Linked DNA regions of Mus musculus: region 1 is linked to region 2. A link is a contact called in ENCODE Hi-C or POLR2A ChIA-PET data. All regions are on one chromosome and are shown on one strand. The core of a region is the stretch at or near the end of the contact, and the rest is flanking DNA. Distances in the headings are between cores, read along the strand shown. Region 1 overlaps Gm39696 (a long non-coding RNA gene). Region 2 holds the start of Pbx1 (pre B cell leukemia homeobox 1).

The links. Hi-C counts contacts between places; a loop is a spot of excess contacts on that map. ChIA-PET counts read pairs that join two places held with the same protein, here RNA polymerase II (POLR2A).
Region 1: a loop to region 2 is called in a map of gastrocnemius, with 2.0 times the contacts of the local background. The contact joins the enhancer-like site here to the promoter of Pbx1 in region 2. A Hi-C loop is called at or near these places in 2 of 37 maps with a recorded cell type or tissue (adrenal gland and gastrocnemius). POLR2A ChIA-PET finds 5 or more read pairs at or near these places in 1 of 5 experiments (Patski).

Annotation. Positions count from the first base shown.
Region 1 is chr1:168,474,325-168,479,558 of GRCm38, forward strand. It overlaps Gm39696 (a long non-coding RNA gene), which reads right to left. Exons shown (of 3, transcript XR_865718.1): 2 at 3,389-3,530; 3 at 1,310-1,507. Among named protein-coding and RNA genes, the nearest start is that of Mir6348, 14 kb to the right of the region's middle. Within about 2 kb of position 2,866, at least 2 of the 3 ENCODE cell types and tissues checked have a DNase peak (open chromatin) inside an H3K27ac peak, as active enhancers do; they include gastrocnemius, where a contact is called at or near this core.
Region 2 is chr1:168,428,532-168,433,464 of GRCm38, forward strand. It overlaps Pbx1 (pre B cell leukemia homeobox 1), which reads right to left and starts at 3,638. Exons shown (of 9, transcript NM_183355.3): 1 at 2,783-3,638. The coding sequence starts at 2,973.

The DNA.
Region 1 (5,234 bases), core at 1,616-4,115, 45 kb after region 2:
TGGCTACCTGAATTAACCCTGTGTTAGCATTCCGTAACTTTTTTCTAAAGGGCTTGTCTCTGGAGCACCCAGACTGCTGGATGGTATCATAAATGGCTAGACAGTTGAATCATGGTGGGAATGCTTATCTACCATGAAGGTTGATCGTACATGAGTGACGTTCTTGTCCATTGCTGAAAATCAAATATCCAGTGCTGGAGAGATGACATATTCAGCAATGTGTATGCTGTCTAAGCACGAGGGTCTGAGGTTGATCTCTGGTTCCCTCAGGAATAAGGTCTAAGTTCAGGAGGATGCGCTTGTAGTCCCAGGGGGAGGTAAGGACAGGAGATATGCCCATGACTTGCTGGACAATAGCCTAGACAAGCACTGAGATCCAGGCTCAGTGAGAGGCCCTCCTTCCAACACTAGGATGAACATGATTGAGGTAGAGTATGCACCACCTTCTGTCCTTCATGTGCACATAAGTGCATGTGTGCTCATGAGCACACACATGAACATGTACACACAGGAGCATGTACACACACATAGGCAAAAGCAAATGCCCACTTTTTAATCTTTAAATGATGCCAGACTGTGTGGGGACTGGGATGACATTAGAATAGAGGACTGCTTCCATAAGCATGCCCGCGTTCTAACTGCCAGAACCTTTGACTATGTCACCTTCCAAATGACTTTTAGGACTTGGCTAAATTGAAAGTCCTTGATGGGGAGACAAGTTCTGGATTATTCTGCTTACTCCCGCCTAACCATATGAATCTTAAAAAATGTAAATTAAGGTAAAAGAGTGGTTTGGAGTGATATGACATACTGGCTTTGAAGATGGAGAAAGCTGCTATAAGCCAAGAAGTTTAAGTAGTCTCCTAAGGCTGGGGTACCAGACCCAAGTGGTGAGGAACTGAATTCTTCTAAGAATCTGGAAGAGTAGCGAGCAAAAGCTGTTGATGCTATATTTTCATCTGGTGTGCCTCATCCTACACTTCTGGATCCAAACACCATAGATATGCCTGTCTTGACACCATTGTCTGTGATAACTGTTAAGGGTGGCAATAGAGGATTAACACAGCATCTCCAACCAGCACTCGCCATCACATGTCCAGGTTCTTTGCACTTAGGCCTCGCCCAGGAATCAGGATGGACGCAGAATGCAAAGGAAACCTTCCTTCCTTGCTTGGGAAAGAGCCAACCCGCCCGCCCGCCCGCCCGCCCGTGGGTCCTTTGCCTTGCCAGCTGCTCCAGAGCTCTTCCGGTTCCCATGCGGCTTAATGGAGAATGCAAGACGCAGAACCCAATTTTTTAATTTGTATTATTTAGTTTGGATCAGCAAATGTCTCCCGAGCTGTGTCCTGTGCAAAGTGAAATCACCTATACGCTGTGTCTTTAAAAGCCGGGGAAGTGCGCTGAGCAGCAGCTGCAGTCAATACCAATTTCCACATCTGGATCGATACCATCGGAGGGCTCAGGAGCTGCGAAGATTGTTTCACACACATTCTCCAGAGAGGGAGGGCTGGGGGAGAGGAAGGGAATTGGTTTTAATGATTTCATGGCTCTGAGTATTCCCTCTCTCCCTCTTTTCTTTAAAAGAAATAAATACATAAAATTAGAAACCAAATTTACGGACCTGTCAGTCTGCATCAAATCCAGTGTCTTTCCCTGACCTGTCACCGAAAGTGGCATCCAATCTAGCAAATGGCTTGATGCCGTGTGGGGGGCTCCGCAGCACTGTCTGTAATAACGCAGCAGTAAACATGCTTGCAGCGGGCCTCCCCTCAAGGACTTTACAGGCACTTCCTCAATCTGCAAAGACCAAACCAAGGTCCAGCAAAGGGTTCCCATCCACCCACAGAGAACAGCTGACTGGAGCGACTTCCGTGCAATGCCTACATGTATGTGTCTGACCGGCGAGGGTCTGAAATTCATAGGTCCTTTCTGTGTACCCCGGATTGGCCCCTCTGAATGCTGGAGTCTCCTGTAGCACTGGGCCGGGGAACTGTTTTTTTCACCAGGCCTGGTTGCCAAGATAATGCAACTGAGATGGAATAGCCGAGCAAGGGCGAGGATCATATGTCATTAGCCTTCCTGGAAGCTTTCCCAGTAGGTCAGGGGCTCCGGCTTTTTTTTTTTTTTTTCCCTGTGAGTGGGCACCGCTTTGGGTCCTCAGTGTCATGTGAGGCCTCACGACAACATGCTCTCCAGCCACAGAGCCCATTAGCTCACCTCCAAAGAAGGCTGACCCTCACTCTGCATACACAAACTCACCCTCAGAACGAGCCAACAAAAGAATAAATATGTCCCCTCTTGGCCCTGGTACATCGGGGCAGCTTAATCCTCGCCATGGTAAATGGCACAATTGTAACTGTGACCAGCTCGATCTTTTAAGGCAGATCAAATGACTTTCAGGGATGGCTCTGCACAACCCCCACCTGCAGGGCCCAGAGGTTTCATGAAAGGCTGATTTTCCATACAGCAGTTACAAAAATTTTCTTCCTGGACAGCGACTGTTATACCATTCTTTCCTTTATGGTTTTTACAAAGCATAGCCTTCTGGAAGTCACCACAGACTCCATTTATAGCTCTGTTTCATCTCCCCAATTTCTCTGTAGTTGGGGCCTGGAGAGAGTCTCATGGGTTGGGAAGGCAGTTGCTGAAGTGGCTGAGGAAACCGGGAAGGGGAGACTGAATAGGTTATCTAGCCCCTTGAGTACCAAGAGCGGGACAGGACCAGAGCAGCAATCTTAGCCTCCTTTTCAGGCTGATGTAGCACATTTCCATAAATAGAATCAGAATCACACAGTCCTTAGCCCCTTGCTGCTTGATTAAAAATAGGCTGCTGTCTACGTGGACTTGAGCCATGCATGCCTGGGCTCTGTGTCCTTCTGTAGGGCTCCCAGGCCTTTGCTTTGCTGGCTACTCTCATGAAGGACAGGTTTCAGGCACCTGCTTGGCAGGGAGAGGCCTGAAAGACAACATGTCTCTGAAGATATTATGGCTTCTCTTTAAGAGTCAGGAAATCCCCCAATAAATTAATCTTCTTGAAATGAGATTTCAAAAGATCACAAAATGCCAGCCTTCAGTCGAAAAACAGGGTTTTTGTCGTGGTTGTGTTTTCAGACTGTCCATGCTGTGTTTAATTCTTCCTGATGTGTGTTTCCTGCTCATCCAATACATCCCAAATCAACTAACTGCAATGAGTTTGATTATGAAAGTGTAAAGCCAGATAGAAAAATCTCCTCAAATCTTCCAATAAGTACCCAACAAAGTAAGATTTTTCTGTTTAACATCCAAATGAATGGTTTTATAAATGTTGTTATTGTTATCAGGGCTAGAGAGAGAGAGAGAGAGAGAGAGAGAGAGAGAGAGAGAGAGAGAGAGAGAGTTGGTAAAGTACCTGTTGTGTAATCTTGAAGACCTGAGCAGCCATATAAAAAATCAGCATGGTGGCATGTAATGTCGGTGTGGGGGAGGCAGAGGCAGATAGTACTCCAAAGTCAGCCAACCTAGCTGGTGAGCTCCAGGTCCTTTGGGAGATCCTGTGTGAAAACAACAATAACAATGAACAATATAAAACAAGCTAAACAAACAAACAAACAAACAAACAAGGAGCCAGGCCGTGGTAGCACACATCTTCAAGTCCAGCATGAGGGAAGCAGTGGTAGGCAAATCTCTGTAAATGCAAGGCCAATCTAGTCTACACAGAGAGAGTTCCAGGACAGCCATGGCTACATGAAAAACTTTGTCTTAAATAATAATAACAACAAAAACAACAACAACAACAAAAATGGAAGATTAAGAAAGATCTGATACAGACCTCTGGAAGAATTCTACATGCTTGCACAAACATCCACATGCAACTGTATATAAACATATGCAAACCACATACCCGCCTTATATATCCTCCCACTATATATACACATATGCAAACACCATACCCAGAGAAAAATAGTTGGAATAGTTGGGTAAATAAATTTTTGTTTGTTTTTGTTTTGTGGTTGCTTTTTGAGATAGGATTTCTCTGTATATCCTTGGCTGTCCTGGAACTTGCTCTGTAGCTGAGGCTGGCCTCGAACTCCCACAGATCCTCCTGTCTCTGCTTCCTGAGTGTTGGGATTAATCGCTTGCACCACCATTGCCTGACTATATACATATTTTTAATGGCTGTTTTTTTTTTTTGACTCCACGCAGCTCTAAGGGGAAGTGCTTACTGTAGAATGTTCCCCAGAATTCAGCAAGAGAGAGTCAAGTTTGTCCTCAGAGAAGAGCAGCTGAGTACGTCTTTGCCCATGGCTCACCGAACATGTTTTAGTTCCAAGGCTCTATGTTTCCTGGTCAACTGCTCTCTTCCTGGCTGAAGAAGTGAGCGCCATTCTATATTATGCTGTGGAAGCCCTCAAAGACCATGCTTTCTAGGAAAGGGGGACAGGAAGTTGAAAATGTGCCTATTTGTTACTTCTCCAGCACAGTCACCAATACCTGACAGAAAGCTCAAGGAAATAGACATTTATTTTCATTCTGTTTCAGAGGATTTGGACCACAGTTGCTTGGTTCTATGTGCTTGTGCTAAATGTCCTGGAGGCAGGGGTGTGCAGTGGAGGACCGCTGGTCACTCATGGCTGACTGTGAAGTAGAGACCAGGCAGGAAACAGCCAGGCATAATCTACATCTCCAAGGGCCTGCCCCTTGTGAGATCAACTTCCTCAATCTAAGCCAAACTCCTGACACTTCAACAACCTCCCCAAATTGTGCCACCTACTGGGGACCAATCATTCAAAACACTAGACAGAAAGAACAGTTCGTTTTCACTCCATAGCCATGTCCAAAAAGAGATTATCCCCAATGTTTGTTTAAAGATTATTATAAGATGGTCCCCAAATTTCATGGTATTAGTAAGAAGTTTTTTTATGGGCGTGTGGCATGTGTCACCATCATATATCCCCAGGAAACACACAGAGTGCATTATTTTCTGTCTGTTCCACAACGAACTGACTATTTTAAATACAACTAATAGCAATCGCTGTATAGGTTCAAGCAGCCATTAAAATATAGCAAAACACCAAACTGGCTACTAGAAATCCCAAAAGACACAATCTGTGTGTGACACCTGGGTTTACAAGGTCCTATTCCTTCCGGTCTGATAACTATCCCCTCTTACTGTCCTGAAATTTCTGGAGAGAGAGGTAACTGGCCCTTAACATGTCATAAGAAAGGCTCAGTTGTCTAAGTTTTGTTGGATAGCT
Region 2 (4,933 bases), core at 2,388-4,887:
AAATTTCAGTCCCCAAGTTAAAGAGTATGGAAATGCATTGCCAGGGGGCAAACATACCCAGATGGGGAATAAATTCATTTCTCTGTGTTCACATTATGGCTCTTGTGCGCACACGGCTTATTTGCAGGTGTTGAAATTCAATTATTTACAATTAGGACCTTGCACCCACTGGGGAAAAAATAAATACAATTTTGCCTTTTAGATTAGTGATTTACCTGTGGTTGTGCATGTTTGTACTGGGAATGCACTTGAGGGACAGAACAATGCCCTTCCTTCTAGTTTACTATAGACTCACTTAGCAGAATGATATTGTTTTGGAAACAAAATACTGATGTTATCAGCTACTAGCTAAGGGAATTCTGTTTACTAACTAAATGTATGTGTAAAGATAAGCAGAAACCCCCGGGCACTCAAAACACATTCAATTCTTTTTCAATCAGTTTTAAAGTTAAAAAACAAAACAAACCAAAAGAAAAAACAAAACAAAACAAAACAAAAAAAAACAAAAAAACAAAAAAAAACAAAAACAAAACCCCACATCCTCCAGAGAGGCAGGGATCGCATCACAAACATGCTCTGTACAATTGTAACAGGGGAATAGTAAACTCGAAATTCAAACCGTACATACACACAGCATCTAAAATAGTTATGGCTTACTTTCTGAATTAACAAATATGCACTTCAAATGTAGAACTAGTAAGAAAGAAAAAGAGCTTAATAGTCTAAGTAGTTACATTTTTTCAAGAAAAAAAAAAGGTGGGGGGTTAGCAACCTAGTTCTCAGAAGGGGTTAAAAAACAGAATGTTCAATGTATTTAAGATCTTTTCTGGGTCTTTAAAAATACTTCCCACTAGTCTTTTTTTTTTTTTTTTTTTTTCACACACAGGCCCAAATGCAAAGAATTGGCAGCTCATCTAGAAGCTTTGCCTCCCCACGCTACACAAATGGGGTTAGAGAGAGACAACTGGATTTTTCCCCATCCCCAAACTGCATCTGATCTTTCTCAGCATCTAGGCCATTAAAGGGGATACCCGCTGAGAAGAGTTTGTCGTCAGTTTCACAAAAAAGAGAGAGCAGAAAAGTAGTGAGGACCCACGTTCACTGGCCTCTTCCACTTCAAGAACTTGTGATCAAGCCAGTTGATCAGTGGTGTCTGAGTGTATTTTTCTGGAACAATGTTATGGAGGAATCTGTTCCAATTCAAGAGAGAGTTGCCAGTGGGGAGCCTCTCGTTTGTCATACCCATTAGCTTTTCTTCAGATAATAACATTGGAAAAGAGGACCAATTAATTTTTCAAAAAATCTCCCCCCCCCCATTAAAAGCATGAAAATAGTTGGGGGGGGGTCCTTAACAGTCTCGAGTTTTTCAGGCATCCTAAGCCTTAGCATTTCAGTTTACATGTTCCATGTGTTCGCAGCTAAAATGAATGTAATTCATAGCATGCGTGCTCTTAGCTGCTTCCTCTTACTTTCTCAAGGCTGTGTTTCTCTTACATAAAATCCACATTACTTGTTAACCATATAACTAAGTCACATAAGGTTTAGTCACTCTGTAATATGTTTAAAAGAATTCCAAAGCAAAATAAAAAAGTACTCAGAGATTTAACAGAGCTGAGCAATTGTGTGGACATATGTGGCCATTAGATTTTTTTTTTTTAAATCCTTCCTAACTGAGTTGGGCCTTGGGCAAGCTGTTAGTGGCTTTGCCACTTAACCTGTGTTTTCATTTTGAAAGAGGACTTGCTGTAAAAAATCCTAAAGTGGAGAACTATGTATACCTGGTGGTGGTTCAGTTAAGGAAGTCCCAGTTTCATAATTATGTTTCTTCATACCCTGCCCTACTGAAATACAAATGAAGCCACCAGTTTCCATTTCAATTTAGGAGTACTCTTAGTGATCCTGGAAGAGGCATGGGGTAGAAAATATGGTTGGTATTTGTTCCCACCCCTTTATAAAGGACCACACATAGGCGCCTCTGTCCTGTGAGAACAGCAAGTCAAATAAGAGACAATAAAGTTAAACTAAAAATCGGAGTCTCTTAAAACTAACAAACAGCCCTCAAAAGCAAAATTGTCTTTCCTTTCTTCCCATTTCCTTTTTCTAAAAACAGAATGGAGTGATGGCAAGGTATTTTCTTAGTATCTGACATCTACTAACACAGAGCTACCTTGCTTTTTGTGTTTGTTTGTTTGTTTATTTTGAGTGGGGAGTGAGGAAAAAAAGACCAAATAATTATTATTATTATTATTATTATTATTACGGAAGGGTAAGTGAAGAAGAAAAAAAAATCAAACTTGCTGAATTAGCTTAGGAGTCAGCGGGATCTGCAAATAAAGTGTTCTTGGGACATTTTTTTTTATTTTGTCATGTTCCGAAGTCCCTCAACTACCGAAGGCATGGAATGCGGCTCGGAACTTGACAATTCTGCCTCCTTCATACACTTTTTTAAAGCTGTAAAAAAGTGCCGAGGGCCGCTTTCGGATTAGTTGGCAGTATTTTCGGCGTGGCTGCGTGTTTTTGTGCATTCATACAAATACCTCTAACAGACACACTCGCACAACATCTATCTACACACAGCCATATCTCAGCACGGGCGATCACACTTTCGATAACAACGCTTCTTTAAATTTTACTCCTCCGCCATAGAGTTGTTTGTCAAAATGAGAAAAGAAACAACATTTTAGAAGAAAGCGCTGTGGTGATTCGGTTCCCATTGTTTCCCCCTGCGAGAGGGAGGGAAAAAAAAAAAAACAAGAAAGGCAAAGAAAAGCCTCCATCTCACCTGGCCTGCGCTTCATCCAAACTCTGGTCTGTGATGGTCATAATTTGCTGTAAAATGTCCCCGATGTCCTGCTTCCTCCCGCCCTCCCCCTCGGTCCCTCCGGCCCCATCCTGCAAGTGCTGGGACAGGCCGGGGTGTCCGGCCATCCCGACCCCAGCGTGGGAATGCATCAGCCTCGGCTGCTCGTCCATCTCTGAAGGCTCCGGCAGCCCCGGCTCTTCCTCTTCGGCTCCTCGGATCGGCGCCTGGGAAGCACCGAGGCTTTTTATCCTTCAAGCTGTCTTCAAATCCTTTTCAGGATAAACAGGGACCAGGGTTTTAAAAAAAGAAGAAGAAGACCAAAAGGGGAAAAAAAAAATCTCTTTGCCTCTTTAGAGGATGGTGGGAGGATGGGGAGGGGGAGGGGGGCGTGAAGGGGTTGCGGGGTGAGGGTGGGGATAAGGGCTGGTGGGGAAGGGTGTTGACTCCAAAAAAGCAAGAAAAATAAACCACCTTCCCACTTGGCGAAAAGAAATCAGAGCCGCCTTTGGGTTTTTCAGTCCGATCTCCTTTGCAAGGCAGAAATGGGCTCCCGGCGCTTAAATCTGTGGCTTAATCCTTTTGCAAATATGCATTGATCGGGAGAAAGGAGAGGAAGGCAGGGGGATTGCAATGCAAACTTTCCCCCCCACCCCCCGCTGCCCCCCACCCCCACTCCGGGCCAGAGTGATCTCAAAGGGGGTGGGCTGTAGCAGAAGCCAGATCACCCCCAGCCGTGGCGGCAGGCAAAGCCCAAGCTCTTTCCTCCTCCGTGTCTCTGCAAACTCCAGCAGCCCCGTCAGCCTCCTGCTTTTGTTTAGCCCAGGCTCAGGACTCCAGAAACATATACAGAAAAACCACAGCCTGAGAGGAGGAGGAGGAGGAGGAGGAGAAGGAGGAGGAGGAGGTGGAGGAGGAGAAGGAGGAGGAGGAGGAGAAGGAGGAGGAGGAGGAGAAGGAGGAGAGGGGAGGGGGCCGAGGGAAGGGGGGAGGGAGCGGAGAGGCCAGGAGGCGGGGGTCAGAGGAGGGAGGAGGGCTCTTGAGCCCCGCCCCCTTCTATGATTGGCTAGTCCTGAAAGTGGGCTCCTCCTCCCCCTACTTTCCACCCAGCGTCTCCTCCTCGGCCTCCTTCAGCTCCTCCTAGCCCGGGAGTCTTGTCAATCAGAGTTCAGAGGTGGGCCGGGAAGGAGGCGGAGCTATGACCCAGTCTCCAGTTCTTAAAGGCGCAGAGAGACCTTAGCTTCAGCTCTTGTCTGCTTCTCTTAGGCTCCGTCCTTGAGGGAAACGTGGCTCCACTTAAACGCAAGACTGTAAAATTAACACGAAAGCACACAGACGGTGTGGATCCCTCCGCCCCACCCCTCGTTCGTCTACGCGGTGACGCTGCGGTAGTAAACTTGATTCTCTGAAATCCTTAGACCTCAGGGAAACTGTTGAAAGCAAAACTTTGTTATATGACGTAGTTAGTAAATAAAATCGGGCTGCTAAGATAATGAATAATAGATCAAAGTCTAGGTAGTGGATAATTTGCAAATCCTCAACTCTATGCCAGCAAAGAGAATATAAATTGTCATTTTTGTGGCATAAACAGTAGCTGAAGTGTGGACTTTGAGGAATAAAACTCGAGAAAAATACTAATAAATAAGTTTACCAAAAAAACCGAATTCAACATTTCTCTTCCCCCTGAGGGAAGTTGGTTATTTGGCTTAAACACTTAATAAGGGATTGCATTATCACAGTCTGGTTCTAGTTTTTAATATAGTCTAATAAGCATTAATAACAGGGAGAAGAAGGAAACTGACATTTATTGAATGCCTACTATGCACAAAGTAATTTACTTGAGTTATTGTATTTAATCCCCAAGACATCTCTGTGAATTATGGATTATTATTCTCATTTCACAGAGAGGAAACTCAAAAAGGTTAAAGAATTTGTTCAAAGTCCATAGTTATAAAGTATCAAAGCTAGAATTCATACCCAAGTTTGGGTGGATTCTTAGCAGGCCTCACACTTAACAGCTCCATGTGAATGTGGTAAAAGTTACTTGCATGTCTGTTGCTTGTCTAGCTTGCAAACAGACTTAAGACTTAGAAGAACAGATCTTAAAACAAGAAGGCTGGGATTAGAAGTAAA